Regions from separate parts of the Mus musculus genome. Here region 2 is linked to region 1. The links are chromatin loops, found by intact Hi-C in ENCODE. Cell type or tissue: heart. All regions are shown on one strand. Links, peaks and the distances in the headings refer to the core of each region. The heading gives the core; the rest is flanking DNA.

The links. Peaks named below come from ENCODE experiments on the same cell type or tissue, not always from the same donor. Only the 100,000 strongest peaks of a DNase experiment are listed, where the experiment ranks them.
Region 2: it touches region 1 in a loop (2.2-fold over the local background); 5 of 42 quality-filtered maps call a loop at or near these places.

What each region holds. Positions count from the first base shown.
Region 1 is chr2:102,897,271-102,905,606 of GRCm38, forward strand. It overlaps Cd44 (CD44 antigen), which reads right to left and starts at 4,395. Exons shown (of 9, transcript NM_001039151.1): 1 at 3,998-4,395. The coding sequence starts at 4,076. Gm23731 (a small nuclear RNA gene) reads left to right here and starts at 690; the gene lies at 690-796. In heart, for the core only: no CTCF peak of the experiment used is centred there; DNase peaks (open chromatin) are centred at 2,261, 3,751 and 4,231; H3K4me3 peaks cover 3,365 bases; H3K27ac peaks cover 1,702 bases.
Region 2 is chr2:102,846,750-102,855,085 of GRCm38, forward strand. Cd44 (CD44 antigen) reads right to left here. Exons shown (of 9, transcript NM_001039151.1): 5 at 6,266-6,487. Among named protein-coding and RNA genes, the nearest start is that of Gm23731, 47 kb to the right of the region's middle. In heart, for the core only: no CTCF peak of the experiment used is centred there; a DNase peak (open chromatin) is centred at 3,502; H3K27ac peaks cover 1,422 bases.

The DNA of each region.
Region 1 (8,336 bases), core at 292-8,291:
GGGTTTTGGATACTGGGTGGCATTAGCAATATGCTAGGATTTTAAAATTATGGTCCTTCTGGGATAGGGACTCCAAAAAAAGACCAACAGAGTCAGCTAACCTGTACCCCTGGAGGCTCCCAGAGACTGAACCACCAACCAGAAAATATGGGCTGGATTTCCACATATGTAGCAGATGTGTACATGTGTGTTCAAAAACAACTGGAGCAGGGGCAATCCCTGAATCTGCTGTCTGCCTGTGGATCCCATTCCCCTAACTGGGCAGCCTTATCTGGCCTCAGTGGGAAAGGATGTACCTAGTACTGCAGTAACTTGATGTGCTAGGGTGAGTTCGTACCCAGGGGGACCTTCCCCTTCTCAGAGAAGGAGGAAGGGGTATGGGGGAGGAAGTATGTGAGGGGAGACTGGGAGGAGAAAGGATGCTGCAATCGGGATATAAAGTGAATAAATTAATGAATGAATATAAATAAACAAATAGATAAATAAATGAAAAATAGGGTACTTCTAATTTTTCAGTAATGCTCAAGAGTCATATGAAACAAGAAAGGTTTGTCTTGGGTACCATTTTTCTTTAGGGTAAGATATGGTGATCATAATTCTTAAACTCAAACTGAATATATTGAGCCATAAAATACAAAACTGTGATGAGTGTGTAGGTAGCACTGAAAGTGTTAAAAATGTTATACCACGTGCTCGCTTCGGCAACACATATACTAAAATTGGAAAGATACAGAGAAGATTAGCATGGCCACTGCGCAAGGATGACACGCAAATTCGTGAAGCGTTCCATATTTTTCACAGAAGTTGATGCTCACAGTCAGCTATTGGATGGATCGCAGGGCTCCCAATGGAGGAGCTAGAGAAAGTACCCAAGGAGCTAAAGGGATCTGCAACCCTATAGGTGGAACAACATTATGAACTAACCAGTACTCTGAAGCTCTTGACTCTAGCTGCATATGTATCAAAAGATGGCCTAGTCGGCCATCACTGGAAAGAGAGGCCCATTGGACTTGCAAATTTTATATGCCCCAGTACAGGGGAACGCCAGGGCCAAAGAGTGGGAGTGGGTGGGGAGGGGAGTTGGAGGGGGGAGGGTATGGGGAACTTTTGGGATAGCATTGGAAATGTAAATGAGGAAAATACCTAATAAAAATATTTTTTAAAAATGTTATGCCACACCCCAGATTGACCGCACCTTCCTCCTCACCACTTCAGGTGAAACACTGGGGCTCCCACAGTACTCCAGAGACTTCAGTATTTCAAAGATGTCCTCACACCCTAACGGAACAGGCAACTCACCAATCCCTGTCTCCCATGGTCTGCTTCCTCTGGGGGAAAAGAAGGGTTGGTTTTTTTTCCTTAGTGATCTTTAAAGTTCCCATTTTTGAGTCTGTGACAGTGAATCAGGAAACTTTTAGGGAATGAATGGAAGGAGATCTGTCATAGACTAGGAATTTTGTGTGGTCCAGCATCCCCTCCTGCGTAAGGGGAAGTTGGCAGAAAATAGAATTTTTTTTTTTCTCCTCAGCTGCCAGAGTCTCCCAACACATTAACTCCTCACTGTATTTTAGAAGGAAATAGATGTTCTGTGTGTACCCGGGAGTAACTGAGTGAATGGAGATACTTCAGCAAGGACAGGGCTTGCTTCCTTACTTCTTCACCTGGGAAGGCCTAGCCTACACTCTAACTGCCAATGCTCAGAGGAAGCAGAACGGTGCCTGCTGTCCCCAAGTCCCAAGACTCCCAGATGAACCCCATCTTCCTCAACAATAGAGGTACAGTTTCCTAACCACGATCTTTGGAAAGGGAGAGGAGAGATGCAAGTGGACACTTGTCCCCTCTGCCTTTGGTCTAGGGCCACTTTCTTCCCTTGGGGGAGAAGTTGCTTTAGGCCTCCACCACTTCTCTACCGTTTGACTGCCAGCACAGTGATGGATGCTTCCTCCTCTTACGCCACCCCTCCCCAACGCCCCTCCACCTCCATTCCCCACCCTCCCCACCCTCAGCCCCACCACCAGCAACTTTGCTGGTCTCAGTGCTTCCTCATCATCTTCCCAAACCAGTCACTCCCAGAATGGGGCAACCATGATGCCTCTCTTCTCCCTCCCCTTTCTCTTTCACACACATCCTGTGCTAAGTCACATCTCATTTCAGAGTCTCAGTTCCTTCATCGGCTTTACAAGGGCGTGAAAGCCAGGGTCCATGGAGCTGCTGCTACTGGCACCAGCTCTACTTGTCCTGGAGCCACACTGTACAACAAGAAGGTAGAAACCCCAAGGCAGAAGAGAGCCTGCTGGCCTCAGAACCTGACTCCAGGGGGGGTTGGAAGGGCAACAGGTATCTGGGAGTAGACCTTTTAGAATAGCCGGGAGACAGGCCAGGAAAATGTGGGAGTTCGGCTCCTCAGCCCCAACAAAGGTGGGAGCAGTGTGCCAACCTTCCTCCTGTCCTCTGAGGTCAGGTCCAGGCTCTCTCTGTCCTTCCCTCATCCATCCTGAATGTTTCTGCCTTCCAATGGATCCTAGGAGCTCTGGCTCCCTATGGGAGCCTCCACTGCAGCCTCTGCTGGCTAGACTGTTACTGTCCCTGAAGGTCTTTTCAACTTTGTCTAGCACTTGCTTTTAGATATCCCATGGCAGTCTAAGCTAGGGAACTTAATGAACCCAAGTTCACACCCAGCCCCACTCCTTGCTGTGTGACTAGGGGAAGTCACCTAACCTCTCTGAGCCTCTGTTTCCCTACTGGTAAGGTGTTGGGGGGAGCATTTGTCACCAAATCACCATGAGGATAAAATGAGATAGCTTATGTGAATTACCTAACATAGCACAGCAAAGAACACACACACAAATGGCCAATAGTGTCCTACTGCAATTATTATTTGCATTACTTCTGCATCAGCATTCAAAATTTAACATTCAACAATGGAGGTGCGATTTTCTAATCCCAACGTACCATGTCTAAAAAGAAAAAAAAACCCAGTTTGGCACCCCTTACCCCCAGAACTGGATTTAGTAATTCTTGTTGAGAGGAACTCACTGAAGTCTGAGCTGACTTAATGACCTAGCTGGCACTTCTTCAAAGAAAATTTAACTATGCTGATGATAACCAAAGCCTTCGTGGAATTATCTGTTCATATATAGATAAAGGAGGGGGGACGCTTGAAAATGAGCCATACTGGATATTTGGCCCAAGCTCCTCCTCTCCACAGCCACCAAAGTCACCAACCACATTTAGATGGGATATTAGGGACTGCGCTAAAGTTCACAGGTTACCCTGATACAGGTCCCCTCCTGCTCTGAGGCTGCCAGGCAGCAAATATGAACCCTGTTGCTGTTTGACTTTGCCTAGACTGCAAGCACTGCGCGGCTGGTCGAATTATTGCTCCGGTTATGTGTCCTCCTTGGTCCATGTTGGAACCTTTAGGCCACTCAGAGCCTCACACAAACCAGTTCAAACTCCCACAAGCTAAAATAAAGCCGTTGGTGACCAAAGCTGACTTTAAGAGCCCCGAAAACTAGTCAAAGCTGGGACCCACTGTCTTCAGCTTTTCAAGGCTCCTTTCTGAAAAGCTCATTGCCCAATCTCTGGCCTGTAGCTATGTGCACACCTTGGGGAGTGCTCTACAGGTCTGTTCCAGTGTCTGCCTCTACCTGCCTAGCCACAGTTAGCCAGGCTTGGGGAGCCCTTGAGCACCAGAGCCTGTTAGTCGGGACAGAGGCTGCGGGCATCCAAGAGTACAGTTACTTTTGAGCCATGTGCTCCAGCAAGCATGGGGACCTCGCCCAAAATCTGCGGGCAACTTGCCCAGCAAACTTTCTTCTCCCTTTCTCTTTTCCTTTCACCAAAGCAGCACTTCCCAGGCGTAAACTCTTTCCAATAGCATAGCCCCAAATCCCAGCTTTGCTTTGCTAGCCCAATTCACTACAGTCCCTCCCCAGGGCGATTCAACCCAGAGGCATCCAGCTGGAGTCCTCAGGCGCGGTGGCGGGCCACTCACCGATCTGCTGATGTGGATGTGCCAGGCTCAACTGCAAGAGGCAAAGTCCCCAAGCTGTGTGCCACCAAAACTTGTCCATGGCGTGCTGGATGAAACGGAGGGATCTAGTCGCCTCTGGAAAAGGGTCGTGGGGAGAAGGGCAACGAGGGTGAATGGAACCTGTCACTGGCTGGGGGCTGCTGGGCAATGAGACCGCTTCGGAAGTTGGCTGTGGTTTTTATTCCAGGCTTTGAAAGAGTGAGTGACCTAAGAGGGAGGGAGCGCGCGAAGGACACACCCAAAGCGAGGGGGCTGTGACTAAGCAGCCAACGGAAGTTTAAAGACACACCAGCCTGCTTTCGCTACTGCCCCTGCACTCCTGCCCTGCTCTCTTGGACAGAAGAGAATGGCCGCCCCCCTCCCCCCCCCAGCCCCCGTGCGCCCACGTTCTCCAGGGCCACTCCACAGGCTTCCTACCCTGGCCCAGCCTACCAGCCTATGAGAAGCGCTGCCTGGGACAAGGAGAATGACTGAGTTCTAAGACCTCGCCCCTCTCAGTTAAATCTTCCAGTTTCTCCTTTGCCACTAAACTTGGGAACCTGGCTAGGGAAAGACTGGTTTTCCCAGGAAGCTGAGGAAGCTGGACTTATCTTAGGGAGGAACTGAAGAAAGAAAGAGGCTGAAGGGAGAGAGAGAGAGAGAGAGAGAGAGAGAGAGAGAGAGGGAGAGGGAGAGATCCATCCTAGTGGAGAGTGCTTTCCTGGCCAGGGTGGGGACTGAAAAGTGGGGAACTTGTGGGAGTGTTCTTTCCTCTTTCCCTCTGAGAGAAGTCCAAACCGCTCATCTGATCTTTGATCCGGGGAAAACCCAAGGGTGCTCAACACATTTCATTCATGCTCTCAAAATATCTACCAATTTCTTAAATCCTTCTCGGACTCACAATCCACCCATCCATTCCTCTGTCCACCCATCTTCCTTCTGCAAATGCACTAATCTAGCCATACTACACCTGCCCACCAATTCTTGTATTCGCCCACCTGCACAACTTTTCAATCCTTTTCACACCCCTCCTCAGCTCATATCTGTTCATCATATTTCCTATCCATCCCGACGCACATACATGGTTCCCGTCTCTCATTCTACCCATCCCCATATCCACTCACACATTTAACTGTTCTTTCTTGTTTACATTTTATATTCTCTTTGCTGCAAACTTTAATACATTCAAATTCCCCTTTACATCTTGATACATTTCAAAGAGGGATGCACATTTGCCATAGTCTTCAAGGGAGAAATCTCAAGGCTGAAAATCGGGGAAAATCGTATGTAAAATTGCAATTCCCTATCTTCTCTAATACCCTGCAAGTTGCAATTTGGATATCAAAAGCTCTGTTTATTTTTAATGTGAACTAAATCTGAGTGGACTTCTTGCTGAATGAGAAACACAGAAGGCATGGCCAGGGCAGGACCCGGAATGAATCATGCCAGAATTTCTGAAGGAAAATGATATTTTGGGATTTACTGAAAGAAACTGAGAAAGTGAGAGAAATGTACACAGCCACCTGTCCATCCATTTATTCATCAAGCACGTAATGAGTGCCAGAGGGTTTCAAGAGAAGCAATCCTGGTTTGGTCTAGGCACTAGCTCCCACACAAGCCAGTGGCTGCTGCAGTATAAAATATACTGCAAACTACAGCTAGGACTGGGAAGATGGCACAGTGATAAAGTGCTTGCTGCCAAGCATGGGACAAGTTAGATCCTTGGAACCCACATGGTGCCTTAGGCAAGTTGTCCTCTACCTGTCACAGGCCTGCCACATACACACAATTAATAACTGTTAAAATGATTAAAAATAATCATTTTATTTTTCAGCCAGCTTTTTCTGTGTATAGACTAAAAGTATTCGTAAGAATTGCATTTGTTCCGAGTATCTACAAGCTTTTTGCTTTTGACTATTTTGTGAACCACACAACTTAACTGCTATGTATCACATATATAATACACGACATTCCACTTTGTTAGGTACTACAAATATGCAGCAGCGATTAGAAGAATATGTGTGGGTTATATGTAAATACTGAGCCATTTTACATAAGGGAATTCATCTTCTGAAGGTTGCATATGAAGCTTGGGTTTTCTGAAAGTGATCTGCTGAGAAGGATCTCTGTCTGTCTCTGTCTGTCTCTGTCTGTCTCTGTCTGTCTCTGTCTGTCTCTGTCTGTCTGTCTCTGTCTGTCTCTGTGTCTGTCTGTCTCTCTGTCTGTCTCTGTCTGTCTCTGTCTGTCTCTGTCTGTCTCTGTCTGTCTGTCTCTGTCTGTCTCTGTCTGTCTCTGTCTGTCTCTGTCTGTCTGTCTCTGTCTGTCTGTCTCTGTCTGTCTCTGTCTGTCTGTCTCTGTCTGTCTCTATCTCTGTCTGTCTCTGTCTGTCTCTGTCTCTGTCTGTCTCTGTCTCTTTCTGTGTGTGTGTGTGTATGTGTGTGTATGTGTGTGTGTGTGTGTGTGTGTTTAGGATGCCACCAGTCCTGCAGTCCGAGGAAAGAAGTCACAATATTTTCTTGGAAACACTAATGTGACATCTCAAGAAAGATGATACTTTGGGCCAAGGTGTGGAAAGAAAATGAATCCTTGAGACATTGCTGGGACAGGTCCCCCGCAGGGAGTTCTCTTGTTGAGGAGTAACAGGCATTCAAAACTAGAGTACCTATCTCTCAGTCCTGTTCTGGCTGCTTACTACTTTATGGCCTCAAGATAGGCAAAGAGCTTTTATATGCCTCCATTTCCCTGAATACAAAAACGGGTTCAATAGTAGTGTTCACTTCATAGGACTGACAATGAAGGAACAGCTTTGAAAGCCTTGCATCTCTTAAACACTGGATGTGTCTATGCATGTATGTTTGTACACATGTGTATTTTGTATGATATATATACATACATATATGTATATATATACACATATATATACACACACACATATATATGTATATATATATATATATATACATATATATATATATATATACATATATATATATGGCTTGAATATTATATCAGATGAAGAGTCTGAATGTATGCAGCAAGAACAATGACTAGAGAACTCTGAAGGGGCCAGGTTGTAAACTTCAAGGAACTTTGCACTTAGTCTTATAGAAAGCCGAGAGCCATTTAATGTTTTGAAAATGATTTTTGTGTGAAACACACTTAAGTTTACTGTCTTATATACATGCAAGTGCAGAAAAGTGGCATTTAGTTAATTCACAGTGCTATGCCCCTTCACAACTTCATTGTGGGTTTTTCAATAAGGGAGAGCCTTATGGTAGTATGTTTAAAGACATCGATAGCAGTGATCGGGCTACAAAAATCACTGGACCACTATCTAGCCAGTCTGTGCCTGGCAGGGCAGTGTGACTCAACGGTCTGCCTTTCTGAGACGGAGAAGACACCTCTCAGCCTCATCTGAACAGAAGCACTTTAGAATTTGTCAGTAGGTGGAAAGAGCTGGCCTTTCTGTTGTTTGAGACCTAGAGACCATTTATTTCAAATTATAAAGGCCTCCACCTCTTGGGTTAAACATCCTAGTGAGTGTGGGGAATTATGAATGAAGAGTAATTTTTGTCATACTTGCTTTGGAGGAAAGAAGGGAAATAGGTAGTTACTAGGAAGGATGTTTTGTGGAACCCCGGGGTTCCTTTGGGAGCCCTTCAGAAAAGGACAGAGGCCAAACTGAAGATTCACAGTGAGCTATGTTCTTCCCTTGTCCCTCAGCCTGCATGACATGGTGTGTCAGTTTTTTATATCAGAATACCATGAGAGAGTTCATTTTGACAAAAGATTCTGAAAAACAAACAAACAAAACAGAAAGAAAGAAAGAAAGAAAGAAAGAAAGAAAGAAAGAAAGAAAGAAAGAAAGAAAGAAAGAAAGAAAGGAAGAAAGGAAGAAAAGAAGAAAGAAAGAAAGAAAGAAAGAGAGAGAGAGAGAGAAAGAAAGAAAGAAAGAAAGAAAGAAAGAAAGAAAGAAAGAAAGAAAGAAAAACAACCTCAGACCTGCTTTGTTGGTGTGCTTTGCACTTGTTCAGTAAACAATACTGCCCAAAGGTGTGTGGAAGAAGATAAGGGGGAGCTGACTGAAAGTGCGCTGCAAGCTGCAGAGAGACATGCAAATTCTGTAGAAATTATTATTAGGATTTTTCTCCCATAGGGGAAGGGCTGGCTGTCTCTTCCCGATAGTTCAGTGAGGGGTTGAGACAGCTTGCCCTGGTGCCACAAATGACTCATTTTCAATAATAGACTAAGTCAGGCTAGTCCTTGGGAATTCCTGGATTATCTCTGGGTCTCTTGTTATCCCCTTTTTAAACACCTCACT
Region 2 (8,336 bases), core at 177-8,176, 51 kb before region 1:
TTCTTTCATCTTAAGATGAAAAACCTGTGCTGGACACTTGTGTGAAGTCCAATTGGCAGAAGAGATGTCTCAAAGATTGCATGAGAACTATCTGAAGTTCCAGTCTATAAGCTAGAACAAAGATTCTTTATTTGTCTCCTTTCCCATGAGGCCAAATTAAGACCCATGGTGAGAACTTCAGAAATAGAATGTTCTTCTAAAAACTAGAATTAAAGTATCAGATGATTAGAAAAGTTGGTTGAAGTAAATCATTTAAGATCCTCTCCAAATCTAACCATTTGTGACTTTAATGGCCAGCTCTTAGGAACTCAAGCTCTGTGATATTCTTCACAATTGAAGGTGACCAACCAATATCATTCCCTAGGAGTTCAGAGTATGATATCTTTGCCAGAAGTCATGTCACCACAGGCATGTGACCCCATGAATCTCAAATGCAAGCAAGAATGGGACAGGAAGAGAGACATAGAAGAGGTCTTTCCACCTCTCTCCAAAGAGGACCCATATATCATAGAGACATGCCCCATAATCATTTTCATGTCAAATTGTTCTTTGCAAGGAAGAGCAGTCCATTTTAAAAAATAGTATAGTAAACCAAGAATATCAAGAAGAAATGAAGAAATCCAATGACTCCACCAAGACCAAAGCAACAGACTTGATTTGAATACTCTAAAGATTGCCAATTATGTCGTCATAATGCACACAGGAATATGAAATAATAGGAACCCAAAATACCAGGATAAGTTAAAGCAGAGAAAGCTGAAGCCACCAATAAAATTCCAAATGCAATGATCAATGAGATTCGTTTTGCCCGTTATCAAAAAAGCCCAGTAACAATTCAAGAAGAAACACAGTTACAAAGCCCCTTTCTTTCCCATGACTTGTCCTACAAAGTGCACAGATACAATCAGCATTTTTCTTATACTGACATTACTCCCCCGCAGCCACCCACCTCAGCATGATATTAATCATTGTGATGGAGCAACCAGAAGAACATCAGCAGGGTTTCCTTAGCTGATTACAAGGACGCACACACACACACATACATACACACACACAGACACACACACACACACACACACACACACACACACACACACACACATCTATTTCCCCATTTCTGCAGAGACAATGCCTATTAAGAAATATGGTCCTAATATCTGTCAATATAGGTTAATAAGTGAAGAATTCCCTATTACCTCCTATTATTAGAAACCAGTGGTTATCAATCTTCCTAATTACAACTCTTTAATACAGTTCCTCATGTTGTGGTGTTCCCTAACCATAAAATTATTTTCACTGTTACTACTTTACAACTGTAATTTTGCTACTGTTATGAACCATAATGTGAATATCTGTGCTTTCTGGAGGTTTTAGGTGAACCTTGTGAAAGGGTCTTATCTCCAAATAAGTTTCAATTCACAGGTTAAGAACTGATGTTATAGGCTGATTGCCTTTCCCAACCCCCTAGGGCAAAGCTACCAGGTCAAAATACTTGAGAGCTAATGACCACATATCCCCAGAGCCTATTTGTAGCTCCTAGACACTGATATAAAGCAACAGGTTATGCCATTTCTTGGTGTTTTCAGAAAAGGTTTTCAGTGTCAAAATATTTTTTTAAAGTCTATGTTTTTTATTCATTAACCATTACTTGTTTCTTTTATTGGTATGATCATTTGGTCAGTAGATGCTTTTATGAGGTCATCTCTTCAATGACTTTCCTAAACATAGGAAAACTAATTTGAAGTTAAAGTTAGGCATGTAGGAGACACTTGGTCTTTTTCACAGGCCTCTGTGGCCACTGAAGATATCAGAACCTGATGTCAGCCAGGATGCTGTCTATAAGAACATCTATCCTCCTTAACACCTCACTGAAGACAGATAATCAGCAAAAAATTATGAGAGTTTACCTGTAGTTGCACTCGTTGTGGGCTCCTGAGTCTGAGTTGTGGACTGTGAATTACCAAACCAAGACCATATCCAATTATTTTGTTTCTGAGCTGCTGCATGGCTTTTTGAGTGCACAGTTGAGGCAACTAGATTAATTATGAAAATAGTGTTTAGTGAGATTCACCTATATGAAACCTGTGTTCTCTGTCCTAATAGAATATCTCTATTTATTATAGAATGAGGGTTTCAAAAGGGAAGTTGAGGCCACTTTTATATTTCCAGACTCCTACTATCTAGCAGAATCTCAGGACAGCATCAACAAGGCAGATTAGGGCATGAAGTCAGTGCTTCTTGGTCTTCTACTCAACCCCTCTCAATCATGTCCAGAGCCAACTCAAGCAGCAAAGTAACTCTGATGGAGAGAGACTTCCTTTTCTCTTGATGGCGTCATTCAGCCACAACCCGGAGGTCTTCAGTGCAGCAGAGCTGACAGTGGCTTCCGTTAATTTATCTTCAGACATTCTTTGAGGATGCTTGTATCTTTCCTGTCTGTTCAGCATTACACCCAGGTAGTCTGTGACAGCTGGCATTTCAAGGCTCCACCCACACTCATAAGCACAACTTTAAACTTTATAGTTGGACAAGAATTTTGTAGAGGGTGTGTACCTAAAATGCTGTCGGTAGATAAAACTTTCTCCAGGGTCTATCACTTCCCCATATCGAGATGACAAAAGCAAAGAACTGTTGAACTCTATTCAAGTTAGAGAGAAGATAATAAGAACATTTTGTAATTAAAAAAAATATTTCATTTGACTTTTAAGTTGGATTGGTTTCCAGAATGTTCCCCCATAGTAACAAAATAGCAAATGCTATTGGGATCATTGTCTGAATCAGCTGGGGTTTTAAGAAAGAAAATGTTTTAGTTCAAACGCTTCCCTGAAAATCTAGGTTATGGTCTTCACATACTGCAGGTGATTCTTGCATACCATGAAGAACCTACTGGGTTCCATGCGAACTCCAGTTTAGAATGGGAGCATCACATATAACAAATGTCAAAGGTCACGTTAGTGAAAGCAGAGAGAGAAGGCAATTACAAGGCTCCCAGGAAGGCACCCACAAGAGGCTACAGACTGCCTCCTGTGGAAAACTGCACTGAAGATGCATAGTTTCTGACCCCTACCTGGAAGTACCCCAGAGAATGAGCTAAGAAAAAACGGACATACAGAAGACAAAATGAGCATGATATCACCTTCCTAAGTGGAGCTGTGTGAGAGGAGACAGTGAAAGAAGTGTCAGCCTAGGTGTGAGTTTTCAACTTGCCCCACCCATGTAAGGTCATGTAAGATGGAAAACAAATTATTCACTTTACACCCAGAAGACAGGAAGTAGTGCTGTCCAAGGCAGGAGCCTAGTTCCTAAATTAGTTTAGGCTTCTTGATTCCAGAGAATTCCAGATGACCAATAAGAAGGAACTGATGACACACCTCCAGGCAGATCCTTCCAAAAATAACATTTATAATAAGCAGCCAGTGGGATAACCCAAGCCTACAGAGCCTGTTGTTCTTGCTAGTTTTCCCAGTTGCCACCCACTGAGCACCCTAAAGGGAAGAATGAGCTGGCTAAGCCAGGCACAGCTTCTTCCATGTCCTCAGCCAGCCCAGCTCTTGACCTCTGCTCCCCTGCATGCTAATCTCCATCCACTCCCTCTCACTGTGTCTCAGCCCTCCACCCAACAGTGATAAGTAAGCCCTTGGGAAGCTCCTCATGGGACTTAAAAGGTAGGATTCTATTCAGAAGCTTAGATAGCATAGCTCTCTTGCTACCTGCTACATTCAAGTAAACTTAAACTGGTGGGCAAACTGGCCTCTCCTCCACACCCATTAAAAAGAACTAAGCCACATGCTCTCTAAAAAAGGGAAGGCAAAAGCTCCTTTTCCCTCGAATCCTGAGCTGCGTTTTAGGTACGCTTCGGTCACTCCCTTTCTTTGATTTCTGGGCTAGGATGCTGTACCCGTGAAGGGCGATCTGCCTCTGACCCTCATAAACCTCAGCAGTGTCTGGAGCAGAGAAGACACATGATATGGAGTGAATGGATGAAAACCTCACTGACCCTGGTTTCTTTTTTTGATATTCATAGAGGAAATGACCTGGGAGAGCACCGAAGCTTGAACTGATGTACCTTGTGGACGGATGGAGTCTGTGTACTTGTGCATGTGTGGAGGCTACAGGTTGACATTAAATTCCTCGATTGCTGTCCACCTTATTTTTGAGCTAGGATCTCTCACTGCACCTGAATTTGGCTAAATTGGTTAGGCAGCAAGCTGCAGGATACCTCCAGTCTCCATTACCCTTGTTACTAGGATACAGATGCGTGCTGCCATGCTCAACCCTGAGACTCTGAGTATTAGAATGGATCTGGTACAAAATTAGCACCTTAAGATGGATTCACTGACTGGCCAGATTGGATGGGGAAGGAGCAGTGCTTAGGGAATGGGTTAAGGATGCTAATATATTTGGCCAATTACCCCTCTTCAAGTACATGTGAAACTCCCACCCCACACAGGTTGGGACTCCAGCTGTATTCAATCTCCACATGACAGATTTTGTTCGAGGATGTTCTTTTGGGGTGGGAAATAGGACTTTAGGTTAGACCTGTTCTGCTTCCTTATCAGACCACTAATTACTGTATTTGCCAACATCTGTCAAAACTGCACATTCCAATGAGAAGCACGTCAGACACGGTTGCATCAAAAGGACAGGGGACCCAAGTAGGTGCACATAGCTCGCAATGTCACCTGCCTGCTCTGCAGAGGTCTCTGTGGAGAGGTATTTCCCAGGACACTACAGACAACAAGGTGACAAACCATCAGAGAGGAAGTGACCTGGGAGGGCGTGAGAAGCTTGTGAGCGTTGCCTCATGTGGATAGATGGAGTCCGTGTACTTAGGCATGTGCAGAGGCCAGGGGTTGACATCAAGATGTTATCCTGCTTGCTGTCCACCTTAGTTTTTGAGCTAGGAACCCTCACTGAAGCTAGAGCTCACTGACTTGCCCGGGCTGGCTAGCCAGTGAGCTCCAGGTTTTCCCCGTCTCTGTCTAGTATTAGGAGTGCAGATGCACACTGTCATGCTCAACTTTTTATGTAGATGCTGAAGATCAAAAAACTCTGGTCCTCATGTGCTTGCCTGGCAAGCACTTTACCCATTGAGCTATCCCCGAACCCCCGGAATCTGATGGGGGATTCTTTTTTATTTTTTGGAAAGGCTTCAAACAATTTCCTGAGAATGACTGGAATCCTGCACCCGTTCATATCAGCCTTCCCCCTCACTCAGCAACCTGATAACAGAAATCTAAAACACTGTTAAGTGAGTTCAGCTTGCTTCAGAGTGCTATGGAGGCTTCCTGGCTTCTGGGTGACAAGGGCCCTATCTTGTATATTCCCAAGCCAGTACGTTCCTGCCAAACGGTGAAAAAGCCAGAGTTCCACCCCTCTGAGTTTCAGCCAGGAAATGTGAAAATCCACACCATACTAGGAGGCTCAGTGAAGGCTTAGCTGCCCTTTTTGGGTGTGAATAATTCTCCACAGAAGGAGCCCGGCCATCTAAAACCTCATTCTAAAACAAACCATAGAGGAAGTGCAGAGAGGGAAGTGGAGGAGATAAAAATCTCTGAGCACCTTCCTAACAGAGCTCATCTGCACAAACCTGCAGCCACTCAATGCTGCATGGGCTGCCTCCCCTGCCATTGCCCACAGATACCTAATGCTCTTGCATTAGGGTCTTCCCCCACAAACTGCAATCCAGAACTCTACAGCAACAGAAGGTGATCAGAAAACCCCTCACTCTTGCTTCCTTTGGCGGGGGGGGGGGGGGGAGCATGGTTTGAAAATTAGGGTTAAGAATATGGATATTACACAATCAGAATCCTAAGAATGGATCCTTTAAGGCACTGATGGAGCATACACTCTACAGTCCTGACTTTAAGAGAACAGTTTTCTCTTAAAGAAAATGGCAAATGACAAGAATAAAACAAGCAACACCACAAATTATTTCTGTAACAGGTCGGAGGCACTGTTAAATCCTTAGGAGCAAGAGAAAATCGGCACCTTCCTGAGGAAACCCTGCCAATATGGCATTCCTTATCCCAAGGTAAGAGGTTCAGAGGTGAAGATGGTGGGGATCTGAAGGGGAGTAGAAGCCATGGCACAATGACCAGGAACACTGACAGGAACAAGAGCTGGACTCCCTAAATGATCTCACCCACAGCTAGATGTCTAGAGATGGCAGAAAACAGACCCTGGGGTGTGCGTTACTCAGGAAGGCCGTTGGCATTCTGTCAAAGAACTGCTAGAGGAAAACCCAGGATGCCATTCTCCTTACTGGTGGCCAAGGTGCTCCGGATAAAGAAGGAGTCATCCTGATCTCCAGTAGGCTGTTCAGTAGGAAGGTAGGTGTGCAAAATGTAGCTTTCTGGGGTGCTCTTCTCGATGGTGGAGCCGCTGCTGACATCGTCATCTATAATGTTTGAAGCATCGATGTCTTCTTGGTGTGTTCTATACTCGCCCTTCTTGCTGTAGCGAGTACCATCACGGTTGACAATAGCTGAAGGAGATACAGACACACCTTTAGAAATTCATAGCTGATATATCTTGAGTATAGGAAAGATAATGGATTGTCCTATAACATGACATTAAAGCTACTTTCTTTTTGCTTTAAAAAGAAATCTGTCTGTCTAATGCTCATATAGAGTGTGTGAGATGTTGAAATAGTCCACCCCCTTCACCCACATACTCTAGAAATGAGGAGAAAGTTGAAGTACTGGGAAGTCCCCACATTTAAATCTGAGTTTCGAATAGCTTTAGACAAGGTAAGCCTGTGAGCTTCAGTTTCTTCCTTAGTAAAGGAATGGTCCAGCCTTCTGGATGGGGTTGTCATGCGCTGCACATGATTCACTGTCATTAGCACTCAACATAGTAAGTGGTCAAAATAAGAAGAGGCTCAATAAGTGATGCTTCTCCCACCCTATATCGTCCCTGAAATATGTGTACATTTTGTTACTCTTGATTCCATCCCAACCCAGGAAGGATTTGAAATAGTAGTCACATAGCCTCCACAAAAAAAGGCATATATTTGCAATCCTTTAGAAAGATTCTTTTTAAAAGGTAACTTTTGTCAGTTTAATCAAACCCCAATTTCTGGCTAGAAAACTGGTTTGTCTAAATATTGACAGAGCTTCAACCATCCTCAGGGGAATTCAACCTTAAAATTAGCAAATATATATATATATATATATATATATATATAGTTTAATAAGAATCTTTAGTTTAATAAGAAAGTGACCAGAATGAACCAGAGGAGAAAAAGTAAAAATGAAATCAAATTCATTATCCATCCTTAAAACACATTTTCTGCCTTGATCCTCAGCCATTTGCTGCACACAGCTACTTATGTGTACTTTGCTGGAAACTGTTTCCTGCTGAATTGCATGTGTGGTACCAAGGATCCTTTGTTTCACTTACCTAGCTTAAATGAAACTTTCAGTTGGAAAAATGTCAACGTCTCAGTTACTCTGAACATCTAGCCAAGGCAATTTAAATTGTCTTATCATTTAAAGAATATTTACTTAATGTTTGTGAGTATATTCTATATGAATTTATATGTACCATGTGTGTGTAGGAGCCCACAGAGGCTGGAAGAGTGTGTTAGATTTTCTTGAACTGGAGTTATAGGCAGTTGTGGGCATCTGTGTTGGTGCTGGGAACTGAACCCAGGCTGTATGCAAACACAACTAATACTTTTAAAACTAAGACATCTTTCCAACCCCCAGATAATTTATAAAGAATGGAGGTTTGTTTAGATTATGGCCCTGGAGTCTAGGCTGAGACGCCAAGAACAGTGTCTGATAGGGACCTGCTGTGGGTCCCACTCGCTGCATCCTGTGGCCAAGGGCATCACATGGAGACACAGCAAGTGAGCCAGCTCAGGCCTCTCTTCCTTGCCCTATAAACCTACTGATATCATCAGGCTTCATCCTCTTTACTCCATCCAGTCCTAACTACTTCTCAAGGACCTCAATTCCATTTACTCTTAATGTGTGACATTGGGAGTTAAGTTTCTGTCACATGAATTCTTGGTGGGTGCAAGGCGGAGGGGTGGAAGTGACATATATTCAAACCATGTTATCGATAAAACTTCCGTAAATCTGGACTTTGGAGGAAATTTTTAGAAACCATGGAAACTGAGCATTCCTTAAGCATCTGATATGGGCCAGGCATGCATGAGACACATTAGAGTTGTATGATCATTCTTACATGTTGTATCATTATACATAAGAGAAGAGTGAAGCTTAGGGAAAGTTGATGCTCTAATATCACATGGTAGTTGTTGGGATGTGAAGCATTCTGTGGCTGCCACAGGCACAGGCCAAGTGAAAGGCTGGATTTACACAGTC